2 separate regions of the Mus musculus genome follow, and region 2 is linked to region 1. Evidence: chromatin loops called from intact Hi-C (ENCODE). Cell type or tissue: heart. All regions are shown on one strand.

The links. Hi-C counts contacts between places; a loop is a spot of excess contacts. Peaks named below come from ENCODE experiments on the same cell type or tissue, not always from the same donor. Only the 100,000 strongest peaks of a DNase experiment are listed, where the experiment ranks them.
Region 2: a loop joins it to region 1, with 8 times the contacts of the local background. A loop is called at or near these places in 4 of 42 quality-filtered maps.

What each region holds. Positions count from the first base shown.
Region 1 is chr1:135,256,067-135,264,066 of GRCm38, reverse strand. Elf3 (E74-like factor 3) reads left to right here and starts at 5,595. Exons shown (of 9, transcript NM_007921.3): 1 at 5,595-5,718; 2 at 6,285-6,452; 3 at 6,841-7,062; 4 at 7,193-7,288; 5 at 7,477-7,596; 6 at 7,744-7,833; 7 at 7,976-8,000. The coding sequence starts at 6,293. Rnpep (arginyl aminopeptidase (aminopeptidase B)) reads left to right here. Exons shown (of 11, transcript NM_145417.3): 10 at 1-14; 11 at 938-1,368. The coding sequence ends at 1,096. In heart, CTCF peaks have their summits at 4,767 (motif pointing right) and 7,569; DNase peaks (open chromatin) are centred at 4,866 and 5,606; H3K4me3 peaks cover 1,331 bases; H3K27ac peaks cover 1,753 bases; H3K27me3 peaks cover 1,877 bases.
Region 2 is chr1:135,150,981-135,158,980 of GRCm38, reverse strand. It overlaps Arl8a (ADP-ribosylation factor-like 8A), which reads right to left. Exons shown (of 7, transcript NM_026823.2): 2 at 6,430-6,510; 3 at 6,115-6,188; 4 at 4,712-4,805; 5 at 4,506-4,573; 6 at 4,198-4,268; 7 at 2,713-3,759. The coding sequence ends at 3,710. Among named protein-coding and RNA genes, the nearest start is that of Arl8a, 8.1 kb to the right of the region's middle. In heart, a CTCF peak has its summit at 4,410 (motif pointing left); DNase peaks (open chromatin) are centred at 2,500 and 4,380; H3K4me3 peaks cover 1,317 bases; H3K27ac peaks cover 1,230 bases; H3K27me3 peaks cover 2,591 bases.

The DNA of each region.
Region 1 (8,000 bases):
TCCTGCAGAGCCAGGTGGGTAGTTACATCCCTGGTCCCCTCAAAGGCTGGGGACCTCCATTATCATACCTGAAGTCTTCCGGCGGGAGAGCCACGTGGGTCTGTGCTTCAGAGGAAGTGGGTCTGGCTTCTGAGGGACCCTCCTAATCAGGCTGGTGCTGGTGTAACTCCCGGGAGCTTCATCCTGCGGGAAGAGAAAGTTGCAGGTTTTTGGACATCGGGTTTTTGGTGAAACCTAAGGGATGAAGCTAGTTAGAGCTAACCAGAAGCAGGAAGAGAGCAATGGGTAATATGAGGACTGGTCATGCCAAAGAACAAAGGCGGGGAGTGAAGGGCAAGGTTCTTGTGCCAGCAGATGCCTGTGAGAGTGAAAGGCTCTCCGATGCACTGGGCATCCTCAAACCCACAGCAAGGAGGAACCAAGTGGATCCAAAGCCACGACAGCTTCTTCTGTCTGTCGTGGAGTCTGTGTGGAGAGGGAAAGGGAGATCTGTGGGAGGGGCCTTTGACCCCTCTGGCCCGTGGCCAAGCCTCTGGAGCTCCCAAGCTTGCCCTGCAGCTGCCTCACAGTGATGTGAATTTTGGCTTAATTGCAGGCGGATGGACCTTACATGGCCCTGGGTTTTGGCTGTCATTGTTTTGGTGACTGACTGCCTCCAACTTTCCAAAAGTTTGTAGTCCCATTCTGTCAACCGCCATTTGTACTCGTAGATGGTCCCTCGCTACCGTGATTGGAGGTTCACACTTAACTTATTCCCCCAGGACCGTCCTCCACACCCTAGAAGATGCCAAAATCAGTCCTTCTCACGGGAAGCACTTCATTCCCTGCTCTGATCCCCACACCCTTCTTGTCCTCAGACCATGGCTGCAGTTGGAGGAGGAGGGGCTGGGTAGACCCACTGAGTAAGCTACTGAGGACGGGTGTCTGTTTCTTACAGGGAAAGCAGAAGTACACTCTGCCTCTGTACCACGCCATGATGGGTGGCAGTGAGATGGCCCGGACCCTGGCCAAGGACACCTTTGCCGCCACTGCTTCCCAGCTCCACAGCAACGTCGTCAACTATGTCCAGCAGATCCTGGCGCCCAAGGACAGTTAGAGGCTTCGCCTGGGTGGTCCCTGCCTCAGAAAGGCTTCACAGGCTTCCTGAAGAACTGCTCCTTCCCAAATTCATGTTCTCACTCCAGTGCCCCGGAGCTTCTGTTCTTTGGGTTTGGGTCTCTGCCCTGGTGGCGGCTTCTGGTCTAGAGAGTCCTGAGAGTCCTAGGAGGCCTCCCATGCTCCCCCTAGCCCAGGCTGCAGAGAGTAAAATGTCATTCTTTTTCACTTTAAATAAATGTTTTTAAGCAAGAAGTAGATAAGTTGGAGTTATAGAATGACTCATTTATTGTTATTTATGTTTAAGAAATGGTGTGTGTGTGTGTGTGTGTGTGTGTGTGTGTGTGTGTGTGTGTGTGTGTTGTGATGCACACGTGGAGGTCAGAAGACAACTTGTGGAAGTTGCTTCTCTTGTACCACTAGGTGGGTTCCAGAGATCAAGCCTGGGTCACCAGCTTAGTGGCAAGTATTCTTACCCGGAGGCCATCTCACCAGCCCTGGGTTTTTGTGGTTTTGTGAAACTCATTATGCAGTCCTTTCTGGCCTGGAATTCACTATGTGAACCAGGCTCAGACCTGTGGTGATCCTTCTGCCTCCTGAGTGCTGGGGTTATATGCAGGAGCCAGTCACCGTTGACTTTATCCTGCTGGCGACCCTCTGTGTCATATGTGCACGGTTGCCTGCCCACACGAGGGTGTTCTCCTCTTCCTCTGTCCCCCCTCAGACCCCTGGGGCTTTGCTAGGCCTCCCCTGCCCCAGATCCTCCCTAACTGTGGTAATGGGTCGGGACTGGCAGAGTCTGCTGAGTGACTATAGCTGAACTCTGATTTCCTGGTTCTACACGGAGGTGGAAGCAGTCATCATCTTGGTTTGAGAATGGGAATGACAAGAGAGCGTGCTAAGATAAGTTTAAGTTGTCTTTCCTAAACACAGGGGACTTTGAGCTGGTCCCCATCTGGCTTCACCTGTCCCTACACAAAGGTGGAGACAAAGCTGAGGTTCCATCTCTGACAGGTGGGAAGCATGACGATGCCTCTGCCTCACCAACAGAGGCAGCTGTGAGCTACAGGCCAAAGAGGGCCCAGAAGTGCAGGGGGGGGGGGGAGAGCTGACATTCATAGCCGACTTCACAGCTGATCTTTCTCAGGACTGTCCCATGGCCCCTTCCTTCCCTTGCCTTCACACTTATCCTGTCAGTCCTGAGACCTGTCAATATTTTGTTTTTTGAGATAGCTTCTCTGTGTATCCCTGGCTGTCTTGGAACTAGCTGTGTAGACCAGTCTAGCCTCGAACTCAAGAGATCTGCCTGCCTCTGCCTACTGAGTGCTGGGACTAAAGGCGTGCGCCACCACTGGTGAACTTCCACTCACGGTTTATAGCATGGGAGTTACGTGTCCTGTTTCACCAGCTGTCTTGGTTCTGCTGGAATCCTATTGGGTCTGCTTGTGCTTTTACAGGACTGGGGTTGAAGCTGTGCTACTGAGGATTAAAGAGGAAAAGCATCAGGCTCCCCCGCCATGCGCCATGCTCAGCACATGCATAGGCAGGCTATCGCTCCGCAGCTGCTCCCATCATAGTCTTGGATCCTTCCAAGGCACTGACCTCACCCAATTCTTTCTCACTTTTCTCCTCCATTTGACTGTGGACGGAATCAATACTCAGGGGGATGCGCTAGCTCTAAGATTTCTGCAGCTTTGCCTCTCCTGAGCGGAAGCCCCGTGAAGGCAAGGGAGCTAGCTGATGGACTCTTTGTGGTCTTCTTCCTCTTTGCTCTGGAGACCCAACCAGGTGTTCTTAGGGGAAGGAGCACGTGAGTAGCCAAGAGGCTAAAAGCTGGTTCTCCCACATTCCAGGGTAAGTGACTGGGTAGAGGGTGTGTCTGCCTCAGGCTGCTTGGAGGAGGTCCCCTGAAGGGCCAGAGAAAATCCTACCCAGAGCCCTTGGTTTTCCAGCAGCCCTGACCTAGAGGAAAGGAGCCTGTCGTTCTGAAGATGAAGAGTGGAGCCTATGGGGGTGGGCAGATTGTGTCCTGGGACAATGGGGTACCTAGAAGAGAAAGGAATCTCCTTTCGTTTGAGGTCTACCTGGGGGTCGTGTGTCTGTAAATGGGGTGGAGAGAGGAGAAGACACAGATCTTATAACGTAGATGCAGGAAATGCTGACAGTTCAGTGTAGAGAACTTACTCAATTCATATAGCCTCCGAAGCTATCTCCTCAGGCAACGCAAAACAAACCAGTTGGAGCCGCAAGACATCTAATGGCTTATCGAGTCCCACACCCTCGATTCTTTGCTAATTTTATGGTTTTGCTTTTGAGACAATCTACTGTAGCCTAAGATAGCCCCAAACTCAAATGTAGCTGAGACTGACTGACCCTGAGCGCTGGAATTCCAGACACATGCATATCTTTTGCTAGGCAATAATCGCTCTACCAGCTGTACTCCCACATTCCAGGGTAAGTGACTGGAATTCTCACTTACTATATCCCTTTAAAAATTCCCTGAGTGGGATGGTTGTAGCCAGAGGGAAAAGGCACCAACAACTGCTTGTCACTTTCCAAATTTGGTAGCCTGAACAAACCACTTATCAAGACAACAACTATATATCATTTCTTTTCTTCTCTCTCTCTCTCTCTCTCTCTCTCTCTCTCACTCTCTCTCTCTCTCTCTCTTTTGAAAGAGTCTCACTACTATGTAGCCCTTGATAACCTAGAACTCACTATGTAGTCCAGGCTTGGCCTTCAGCTCGCAGAGGTCCACTTGCCTTGGGAGTTGAGAGATTAAAGGGATGCATCTCCACATGTGTCCAACAGTGCTTTTTAAAAATATTTTTAAAACCATGCTTACAGCCAGGCATAGTGGGCGTGCCTTTAATCCCAGTACTGGGGAGGCAGAGGTAGGTAGAGTTCTGAGTTGGAGGCTAGCCACATAGTAAGTCCCAGGATAGCTAGAACTATGTAAAGACCATGTCTCAAAAAAGATGCAAACATGTGTGTGTGTATATGTGTGTGTGTGTGTGTATATCTTGTTTGTTTAGTGTGTATGTGTGTGTACACTTGCACATAAAGGTCAGAGTACCACATTACAGGAGTCAGTTTTCTCCTTTTATCATGTATGGATGGAACACGGGTCCATCCATAGCATCCTTAGCAGCAGGTATCCTTATCCACTGAGCTATCTCAGCAGCCCCACATTGCTTATTGGATGTTTTTGGATGAGGATAGTTATATTAAAAAGGTTTCTGGTGTTGGTCTGGGTAGTTACCCTTTAACCCATCTCTAGAGCCTGTCTCTTGAGTTTGAGGCCAGCCTGGTATATGTAGCTAGACAAAGTTTCAAAAATGAACAGAATCCTGGGACTAGAACCCATTTGTAGAATGCTTGCATAAGAAGCTCTGGGTTCAATTTCCTGCATCTCCAGAGGGATTTTGTTCTGTAGTTTTAGTTTTTCAAGACAGAGTTTCTCTGTGTAGCCCTGGCTGTCCTGGAACTCACTCTGTAGACAAGGCTGGCCTCGAACTCAGAAATCCTTCTACCTCTACTTCAGGAGTGCTGGGATTAAAGATGTGCGCTGCCCTCCTCCACCCCAATTTGTTTTTGTTTTTTAAGGGCCCCGGTAAACAGTAAATTAACATGTGCATCCTGTTTGTCTTTGTAATGACTCAAATGTTGGGCTTCTGACCACTAGAGGGCAGCAGGCAGATACTAATGGAGTGGGCGGAGAGAAGGGTAATCAGGAGCAGACCAGACTCGCGGATAAACCAAACAGCACCGCCAGCCGACCCTAGGCGAGGAGAGCGCCACAGGCACCAAGGGAAGACTTGAAGTAGTGTCTGATCTCTACCGCTTCAGCAACCATCGCGTTTGGGTGGGCTCCAGACAGGCAAAGTGCCAGCAAATGGTCTCTGTAGCTGACTAGACAGACTATCAGACCCAAACCACCACTGGACCGTGAATGTTGCCCAGTGTGTTGCCTAGCCGCTTTCAGAATCCCAGCTTCTGGGTGTTGTGGAGGAAACCCCTTAGCCTCGGTAACTTTCACCAGGCCCTTCTTGTCTCTAGACCTCTAGACAGTTGGAAGCATCAGTCTTGACCCAGCCACCGGTTCAGATTCCTTGCCTTGCTTTCTCCTCCCCAGTTCAGCCCTGGCCAGGCCCCCAGGAAGAATTTCCAGGGCCAGAGGGCAGCCTAAGGCACAGATGCCCACCCCTGCAATGTTCCCGCCACCTGCCCAGTTCAGTACCCAGGGCCCAACCCCAGAGGGTGCGGAATGACAGATTCTGACAATCATTAAACCAGCCAGGCCTGATTTCCCAGCACCGCCTGCTAGGATCTGGGCCAAGTGGCACGGAATATGCAAATCACCTGGGACAGGGAGCCCAGTCTGAAGGCCAGGAAATCCCCAGCATCCAATGAGCCACCAGCTCAGGTTACAACCGGGGACGTACGCCGAAGACCTGGAGGGGAGGAGCTCCTGCTTTGCTCTATTTAGAGCGGGTGGGGGCAGCGCCCTGGCCACACTCATCACTGCTACCTGCGGAGCCTTCGACCGCTTAGATTTCTTCCCTTCCTGTGGCCTCAGAAGCCTGCTCACCCGCCTGCCACACCGAACCCTGACACACCTCGGTACGGTCACATTCCCTAACTCTGGCTTCAGGAACCGTCCAGTGGATTTACAGTTCTGAACTTAATCACTCAGGCTTGGAGGTTCCTAGCTGGAGTGTTGGGGCTACTGTGGGTGTATTCTGGGACTGGTCAGAGACCAGATCGGTGTCTTGGAGGGACAGGGTGGCTTCTTTGGTTCAGGAGCCCACGTGATTTGTGGAGAGAGCCCCAGAAGAATTTGTATCATGGTCCCACCCGCTTTGAGATTATTTTTATTTTTCGGAGCCGAATTTCCCAGTTTGGCGCCAGCTGGCCTGACCCTTCTAGGCTCAAGAGAGCATCCAACCTCAGCTTCCCCAAGTAGCTGGCTCTTGGTGGTGATGGTGGTGGTGGTGGTGGTGGTGGTGGTGGTGGTGGTGGTGTGTGTGTGTTTGTGTGTGTGTGGTGGAGGGGGGGGGTGTTGAAGAGAGAATGTCTACAGCAACACTGAACTTCCTGCCTCTCGGCTGTTGCTGCCCAGGCTTTGCCAGACAGAAATGGAAGTGTACCCTGACCTGTACCCTCCCCACCTTGTCTCCTCTTCCCAGGGGCCCTCATGGCTGCCACCTGTGAGATCAGCAACGTTTTTAGTAACTACTTCAACGCCATGTACAGCTCAGAAGACCCCACCCTGGCTCCTGCTCCTCCGACTACCTTTGGCACTGAAGACTTGGTGTTGACCCTGAACAACCAACAGATGACACTGGAAGGTCCAGGTGAGTGCTGTGTAAAATCTTTACAGACAGGACACCAATGATCTGAGAGGCTCTTAGATGATAAATGGACAGGGAGGAAGGGTATCCTGGAGTTAGTGGCTGGGGAGGATTTATTCATTCATATGTTTGTGTAGTACTGGGGAAAGAACCCAAACAAGACCTTATTTATGCTAGACTGTGTTCCTAGTCCCGAGAAGACTGTAGTGGCTGAGGTGGTGGGAATATAAGAACTGTGGTGACAGATTAAGGGAGGATGAACTTGAGAACTAGCCATGTTGTGATTGTGGATATGTATCTGTCCCTCTCCGCCCCTCCTCGGGTTGTGTAGGACCTCAGACAAGATCCCAAAGGGACAGGACTGATCCTCTGGCTGTACTCCACCTTGCAGAGAAGGCAAGCTGGACTAGCGAGCGGCCCCAGTTCTGGTCGAAGACCCAGGTTCTGGAGTGGATCAGCTACCAAGTGGAGAAGAACAAGTATGACGCCAGCTCCATCGACTTCTCCCGCTGCGACATGGACGGAGCCACCCTCTGCAGCTGTGCGCTGGAGGAGCTGCGGCTAGTCTTTGGACCTCTGGGAGACCAGCTCCATGCCCAGCTTCGGGACCTCAGTAAGTCTAGGCTGGGAGCCACAGGGCCTAGAGAGTGAGCGAGGTGGCTGGGACTTGGGCAGGAGGGTGCAGCCATCGAGCCCCTGCCGGAACCATGGTCAGTGACGCTCTCCCTCCCTGCCTCCGCCAGCCTCCAACTCTTCTGATGAACTCAGCTGGATCATCGAGCTGCTGGAGAAGGATGGCATGTCCTTCCAAGAGAGCCTAGGCGACTCGGGCCCCTTTGGTGAGAACCCATTTTCTCCCTTTTTCCTCCCTAGCTTGTCTTGTCCCATCTGTAACTCCTCCAGAGTGCTAGAGATATTCTCTCCCAACTTGAAAATAAGTCCATAGTCATTTCTGTGGTCCCTGGAGGGTCGTGCCTGTCCTTGCTGGTATCCTGGGCCTCTCTAAGCTCTTAACTTCTTTTCTCAGATCAGGGAAGTCCTTTTGCCCAGGAACTCCTGGATGATGGCCGCCAGGCCAGTCCCTACTACTGCAGTACCTATGGCCCTGGAGCGCCCTCCCCCGGCAGCTCTGATGTCTCCACTGCAAGTAAGTCCTGCCCTTGCCACAGCCTGCCTTCTCCAAGTGCCCTAGAGTGCATCGAGTTCTTAGAATACTCATTCAGTATCTGAAGTCTGGGTAGGCAGTGACTGGGTAGGCTGGCCCTGGCATTGAAGTGGTATTTTTCACCCCTAGGGACCGCTACTCCCCAGAGTTCCCATGCTTCTGACTCCGGTGGAAGTGATGTGGACCTGGACCTCACCGAGAGCAAGGTCTTCCCTAGAGGTGAGTTGAGGGCTGTTCTTGGGGGTCCTGTCCATGGGGTCTAGCCACTCCCCTCTGCCCTATGGCTGCAGTTTCTGTAGCAAGGCTCCCTGTTGACACCCTGCCCTTACCTTCTCTTGACCTTCCAACCCCCTTCCCATAGATGGCTTTCCTGACTATAAGAAGGG
Region 2 (8,000 bases), 110 kb after region 1:
GGCACACTCTGGACCTCCCTCTTGCCTGCTGGCTGGCCCAGAGCTGAAGGGGAATGGGAGGGGGGAGGCGGGAGATGGTGGCTCTTAGACCCTACCCCGTTGCCACCTTCCAAGCCTGCCAACGTGAATGGCTTGCAAAGCTAGTCAGCAGTCCAGCCAGTCTTGGGAAAGAGCCACTATCCCTCCAGCCTGAGCCAGCCAAGGAACAATGTGGGATTTGTTGTTCAGGGGTCCCAGGCTTCAGGGGGAGGGGTTGTTGCTCAAGGGTGGGCAGTGGCTTTGAGCTGGGATGCTCAGGAAAAAGATGATGACATCCACAGTCCTCGGAGCCCGATGCCAGGGGAGAGGCATCCCCTGACATTCCCCACGGGTTATCTTTGTTCTGTCTCGGCTCCACCCGTCACCCTGGGCCCTGAGTATACCTGCTTCAACCTCAGTCTCAGCTTCTCACTCTGGAAACCGGAACGATCTCTCCTTCACAGAGGCCTATGGTCATTAAATGAGGCCAGATGCATCATATGCTGGAGCTGGAGCCCAGGGGTAGACTCCTTGCCGAGTGTGCTCCAAGCTCTGGGACCCATGCCCATTGTTAAAGAGGAAGAGGATGGTGTTCTAAGCATCTGGCAAAGTTCAGTGCCTTTTGGGATTCAAATCTCTAGCAATATGGAATAGACTTGCTTTTTTGTTTTTGTTTTTTCGAGATAGAGTTTCTCTGTATAGCCCTGGCTGTCCTGGAACTCACTTTGTAGACCAGGCTGGCCTCGAACTCAGAAATCCGCCTGCTTCTGCCTCCCAAGTGCTGGGATTAAAGGCATGTGCCACCACCGCCCGGCTTAGACTTGCTTTTAAACTACTTTTTTTTTTTTTTTTTTTTTTTACCATTTTTAATCATGTGTATGTGTGTGGAGTATGTGCACATGGACACAGTACCCACATAGGTCAGAAGTCACCTGACACATGTCCTAGGAGCCAAACCTGTGTCCTCTGGAAGAGCAGTACATGCTCTGAGCCACCTCTCCAGCCCCTTGGCCAGATATTAACTCATCTACTTTTGCCCTCAGAGGACCCAACCATGATGTTGTTTATACATGTAGGTTTATATGCATACTATCCATAGTTTATTCCCTATCCAAGAACAGGTTGTTTAGCCCCCGCTGCATGCCTGTTGTATGAATTCACTGTGCAGGGTACTGATTTTGCATGCAGTGATAACAGGCTCATCATCAAATCGCATCTGGAGAACACAGGACCCAAGCGGCAGCTCAGTGCTGCAACATCCTCAATGGCTGAGAACAATGGTCCTCTCCAGATATAGGCATAGAAGCACAGCGACTTCCTTGAAGCAGGCAAGGCAAAAGACAGAGCCTGGGCCCATCCTCCTTCCCAACTAAGGGTCACATTTTTTTTTTTTTTAAAGATTTATTTTATATATGTGAGTACATTGTTGCTGTCTTCAGACACACCAAAGAGGGTATTGGATCCTGTTACAGACAGTTGTGAGCCACCATGTGGTTGCTAGGAATTGAACTCAGGACCTCTGGAAAAGCATCAGTGCTCTTAACCACTGAGCCATCTCTCCAGCCCCTAGGGGGTGCATCTTATCCTTGTAAGGGGTTGGAAAGCTCCTGAGAAGCAGCAAACACCATCCAGTTTTTCCTCAAATCTTTTTCCCCCATGCAGTCAATGGAAGCCAGGGCCTGGTCTATTGTATGCTCCATCAGCGCTCTGTCAATGAGCTAAATCTCCAGACCCTGTCTTCAAATCCCCCCAGCAATAAGAGATCCTCTTCCAGGCTGGATATATTCACGGCTGAGTAGTGGCCTCACCCAAATCCTCTCACAAACCAAGGACAGATGTGGCTGTTTCTTACTGCAGATGCAGGGTGAAGAGATTGCTTATTCTACACGGAACATTCCAGTCTCTATTTCCAGGCAAAGGGGAGGCAGAACAGGGAGTGGGGGAGGGGGACCCAAGAGATCGAGGGTCAGTATAAAACTAGCTGTGGTTGGATTCACATTGGATCAAGGAGGGCCCACAAGAACTGAGGCTGTGAGCTCCAGCTAGACAGGCAGGGTAGGAATTCTATCCATCGAGTTAACAAATGGTTGGGTCCTTTTCTTAGATTTTTGGTTGTGAGCCTAGCCTTTAACGGCTGAGCCATCTCTCCAGCCCTGGTTGGGTCCTTTCCAAGAGACCAATAGCATGGACAGCAAGGATGACAAAGGAAGACTCTGCAGGCCCAGTATACCCCTGAGGACATTTGATTTCTTCTTGGTGGGCACTGAGTGTGATGAGAGGATGCAGAGTTCTGTTCTGGCTCCACTCTGGCTATATGGGAACAAGCAGGTGTAGACTGAGAGGGGGCCATGAGCTTAAGTGTTTATGATGGAGAGCAATTCAGTTTGAATGCCACATGAAAGGCCCAGGTCTGGGCAGCTCCTCTAACAGACCTGCTTAGTGCCACTTGGCAGCTGTCAGCGTACAGGAGTGAGAAGCAGACAACAAGCAGGGCCCAGAAACACGTGTGGGCTGCTGTCCCAGTGTGAGCACACGTGATAGGCCACTGTGTTTCCAGAGAGCGTGAGTATGTGTTCCCTGTAGGTGTGGCACCCTGTGGTCATCCCTGTGTATGATGTGTAGTGGTGCTCATGCCCCTGTGGGTCCGCTGGTCGGTGATATCTGTGGGAAACAACCAGCACCATACACACCCCCCAACACAAAATTGGTAATTTATTGTTGTCATTATTAGGAGGCAAAAAAAAAAATGTACAGTTACAAGGATCGTTTTCCAAACAGAGGTTAAATATGAGCTGAAAACTGTAAAAAGGAAGAGGAACATCACTTTACAAATTATTAAATTAAACAAACAAACAAACAAACAAACAAAACCAAAGAACCAACCCTCCCATGCTGAGTTCTCTCCTTGTACAACTCTGTGAAATGAGAACAGAAAATGAGATGGGCCGTGGAGGTGGGGACCCTGGGTAGGGGCAGGACCTGGGGCCAGGAACAGTGACAGTGGGGGTTGCTGGGACGACATGGACCCTGGTCCTCCCTCTTAGACCTGGTTGTACCTGGTGGCCCTATCAAGGCTGGGGACAGAAAAGGAGGCTCCTGCTGGCCTTCAAATTCAGGTCCTCCACTGGGAGACAGAGATACTTTACAGGACATGGGGACAACCACTGCCCTATGTGGCAGTCTCCCCTCTTCTGCATATGAACTTGCCCCACATCGACCCTGCATCTCTCTCTGCCTTTCCAGTTTGCCCCTCCCAGGTCCCGATTGGCCCCTGCAGCATCAAATGGTTGATCTTAGTCTTTGCTTAAATTAAAAAATTAAAATATATATACATATATATACTGTACACACAGGACAATAACAGAGTGTTGAAAGGGGAAGAGGAGGGTGGGGCAGAGAGTGAGGAGAGGGCTTGCGGGGCCAGGGCTGTTGACAGGGAGGGGAGTGGGGTAGCTGAAGGGAAAAAGAGAGCAAGGGAGAGAGGTTAGGGGACCAGACTTGGGGAGAGGGCAATTATTTTACAATAAAAACAGGAGTTGAAACCTCAGCAGAATAGGGCTCTAGGAGCCCCAGAGGGCCCTCCCCACACTGGGTGAGGAGGAGTGGGCTTAGGGAGAGACAACAGGGTGGGCGGGGAGCTCGGCTTCAGGTTAGGTGACTGTGGTCCCTAGTCAGAAGAAGAGCCACAGTCTCAGCTTCTCCGTGACTTTGAGTGTTGAATAAGCCACTGTAGGGTGATGTCTGAGGGGAGACAAGAGAGAAAGTTGTAAGGCCTCCCTGTGTGAGAAGGGCCTGGGAGGTATGAACAGTTAAGCCAGGTTCCTGCAATGGCAGCCTGGATCAAGCTTAGAGCTGTGACCCCACCCCCCCCCACCCCCCACCCCCAGCTCCACCCCCCCCCACCCCCACCCCCCGCACCAAAAGCTCCAAGCTAGTGATATAAAAGACACAAAGCCACAGCTAGCAAAGAAGGGACTGGAATACCTGCTCTAACCAATCTCAGAAGTGGAAGAGGGGGCAGGGCTAGGGTAACACCCAGAACTGGGGCCTCCTAGCTGCCTGCTGCACCCAAGGACAAAGTGGCTCGGTATGGACTTCCCAGATACCGCATCAGAAGTATCTTTCCCTTCAGCCCAGCCACTCCTGGCAGAGTGCCAGCAACTTCCCCAAGCCACGCACCTATGTTGTCCTTCTCTTTGCAGGATATGGAGTAGCAGCAGATCTCTCGGTCCTGGATAGCAGACAGGTTCCTGCGGGAAGACCAGAGAGGAGTCAGCGGATGCTGGAGCAGTTAAGGGACCAGGGAAGGGCAGGGTGTTTTTCTCAGTAAAAGGTCTACAAGAGGAGGGCGAGGCTTCTGGGAAAGATACGTTCTGCTGCCACCATGTGGTAAACACCAAGAACAGCAACAAGCCCAGCCCAGAAGCCTTCGGCAGCTGGGGAATTTGGGGGAGCTGAAGCACACAAAGAAAGGCCACTCAGCTCACATTTTCTCGATTAGCTCCTTCTCATCTAGCGCTCCGGCGAGGTCTCGCTTGTTACCAAGGACTAAGACCTATACAGGAAGCAAGCCGGGGAGAGTTAGAGCAAGGATACCTGGGTACCTCGGCTGTACGGCGCTCCCCCCCTCCCCCGCCCCCGCCCCGTGATTTCTGATCAGCTCCCTCTCCCACCCGCTCCATCTCCAGCTGACCGGGATGCCTTGTAGCTGTGGCTTGTCTAGCAGGTTGTGGAGCTCATTCTTGGAGGCCTCGATCTTCTCCTGATCCGCAGCATCCACCATATACCTGGGGAAGGCAGTGAGGGATACCGTGGGTTGAGGCACACAGGAAGAGGAGCTGCTGAGGGGAAGAAGGCCTCCAGTTCCAGCCTGGTCGCCTCTGGAGAAATGGACTACCCTGGTCTGACTCAGAGAACACTTTCCCAAACATAGGTGTGAAGCACTGCAGGCTCAGTCCTCTGTGGAACTGGAGCCTGTAGGATTAGCTGTGAGTCGGGCCCAAAGTGACCCATTTACATTTTCATGGAAAGCCTAGATAGGACCAGAGTAGAAAAGGAAAGGCCTCCCTACCAAGGGACAGGGTACAATGCTATTTTCTTTTTCTTTCTTTCTTTCCTTCCTTCCTTTTTTCTTTTCTTTTCTTTTTTTTTTTTTTGAGACAGGGTTTTTTTTCTCTGTGTAGCCCTGGCTGTCCTGGAACTATGTAGATCAGGCTAGCCACCAACTCAAGAGATCAGCCTACCTCTGCCACCTGCGTGCTGGGATTAAAGGCATGTGCCAGCTACCACCACCTGGCTACAATGCTTGTATAAAAACTCAGGTTTAAGCTGATCAGGAGGCAGAGACAGGTAGATCTCTTGTGAGTTCAAGGCCAGCCTGGTCTACAGAGCGAGTTCCAAGACAGCCAAGACCACACAGAAGAACCCTGTCTGAAAAACAAAACAAAACAAAATATACCAAAAAAAAAAAAAAGTTTAAACTGGGAATGGTATGCATGCATTTAATCCTAGCACGTGAGAGGGGGAAGTCTATGAGTTAGAGGGCAGCATGGTCTTTCTATATAGTGAGATCCAGGCCAGACGGGTCTACATAGTTAGATCCTGTCTCAAAAAACAAAAAGACAAAACACTGTTTATTCTATTAAGAAAACTAAACTGGGCATACTTTTTTTTATTTGTGTGTGTATGTGAGGTGGGGGGAGGGGGGCTGGAGTTGAATCCAGAGTGTGTGTGAGACTGGAGTTGAACCCAGAGCCTTATATATGCTAGAGCTTTCAGACCAAGTTACATCCCTTGTCTGGATAAAATTAACAGGCAAAGGAAGGAGTCACTTAAACTACCCAAAATTCAAGACATGGTGATTTGGATTGGGAGAGACACTGTAGGCTGGCTGATCAGATCTGTATATATATTACAATTTTCTTTTTTAAAAAAATATAAATTCTTTTTTAAAAATATATATATATTCAAATAAACAGTATGCAAAATAATAAAAGCAGGCCACGTCCAGGCAGCAGGCATTAACAGGGACCATGTGTGTGGTTCTGCATCAGGCCTGATGGCTTGCAGGCGGGAGGGTGGGGAGACCCTACTTACACAATGGCGCTCACTCCTCTGCAGTAGCGTTCCCACATGCTTCGGAAACGGGGCTGCCCCCCAATGTCCCAGAGCTGAGAGAGAAGAGGATAGGGAGAAGGTGGCCTCAGGAGCAGGCAGACAACTGAAAGCCATTGGGTTCTTAGCTTCCCTTCTGCAGTCTCCCCCCACCCTAAGGTCACAGCTCCTTCCCCCTCCTACGTCTACAGTGCCTATCTTCAGCTCCCTTTCCCCAGTCCTCCAGCAGCCCAGCCGGTTGCCACCCTCCCCTCCCCTGGCTGGCACTTCCCAGGTGCCGCTGTCGCCCTCCCTCACCTTGATGGTCACATTCCCTTTGGTGATTTTTCGCATGTTGAAACCCACAGTGGGGATCATGTCCTCATTGAACTGTCCTGACTAGAGAGAAGAGAGCCAGGATTGGAAAAGATGCAAACATTGTCAGGACCCAGATGTGATGGCCCTCCCTGGTGGGTCCAGAGCAAGAGGTTGCAGGGCGACTTTTAGGTGACCTCAGATTTCCTCTTGAATGTCTTCTGCTTTCAGGGAGCATGGATGTCATCAACTTACATGCCGTCCACATCTGGAGGTCTATGGGGAAGAGGTCACTAGCTAGCCCTTAGGTAATCTCAGGGTCTCTCAGTCTAGACAGGGAGAAAGCTATTCCCAAGGTCTAACCTACAGTTCTTGTTAAAAGAAGCCCCTTTACTTAGTCTCCAGTTGAGTTAGAATACATTACTTCTCAGGAAAAGAGGCTCACCACAAGAGACATGGCCAGGAAAGCAGAGATTATCAAAGTAGTAGTAAAATGTTTTTTAAAAATGAGGAGCCGGGCAGTGGTGGCGCACACCCTTAATCCCAGCACTTGGGAGGCAGAGGCAGGTGGATCTCTGTGAGGCCATCCTGGTCTACATAGGGAGATCTAGGACAGCCTTGGCTACATAAATAGACTATGTCTGAATAGGTGGGTTGGGACTAAATTCACCACCCACAAAATGCAACACATATTAGTATTCATCTGTTATCCTCTACCATGGATAATCCACAGCCTATTATTTACCTACATGTGTGTCTCCTCTCTGGGCTGAGAGCTTTCTGGGGGAGAGGAGCCAGGTCTAGAGTAACAGTGTTAATGTTTACAGAATGAGCTGAGAATAATTCCAGCTCCCATAATTCCTTTCAATGTCTGGTATTTTTCTCTCCCTGCATTCATTGTGTTTGAAATCTCTGGGTTAATCTAAAGTAGACACAGGCTTCAAATAAGGCCAGCCCTAACTCCTCCCAGGTCACCTTCCCGTCACGGTCACAGGTGGGAGCAGGAGAGACAGATGGAGGCCACACAGGAGAGGGTTGATGTACCTGGAAGCTGAGGGTGATGATCGTGTGCCTGTACCACAGCTTTTTGTCTCCTACCAGGTAGTAGACTACTTTGCTTGAGTCCCATACAGAGACCAGGGGCTCTGACCACTAGACAAAGAGCAGGAGATGATCAGTTCTCAGTCAGTGCCTGGAAGCCTCAGTGACGTGCTCCAGGTGTACCAGATGAGCGAGCCACTCCCCTGCCTCTGAAGGCCCAATGCCCAGTGACAAGGAATAGCAGGGAATCCTCATCTGAGAACTGCAGCTGGATTTTGAAAGTCCTCTGAGCCCCCTGGATGTACAGTCATCCACAGGGGTGGGTCCAGGGCCTGCCTCACAGCTCCTCATGGAGATGGCATAGCAATGTTCTGCAGGGTTCCTAAAACCCCCGAATTCAGGTGGAGGGGGAAGAATTAAGAGTTCAAGGTCAGCCTCAGCTAAATAGTAAGTTTGAGGTCAGCCTGGGTTATATGAAATTTGATCTCAAAAACCAAAAAATAAAATAAAATAAAATAAAATAAAATAAAATA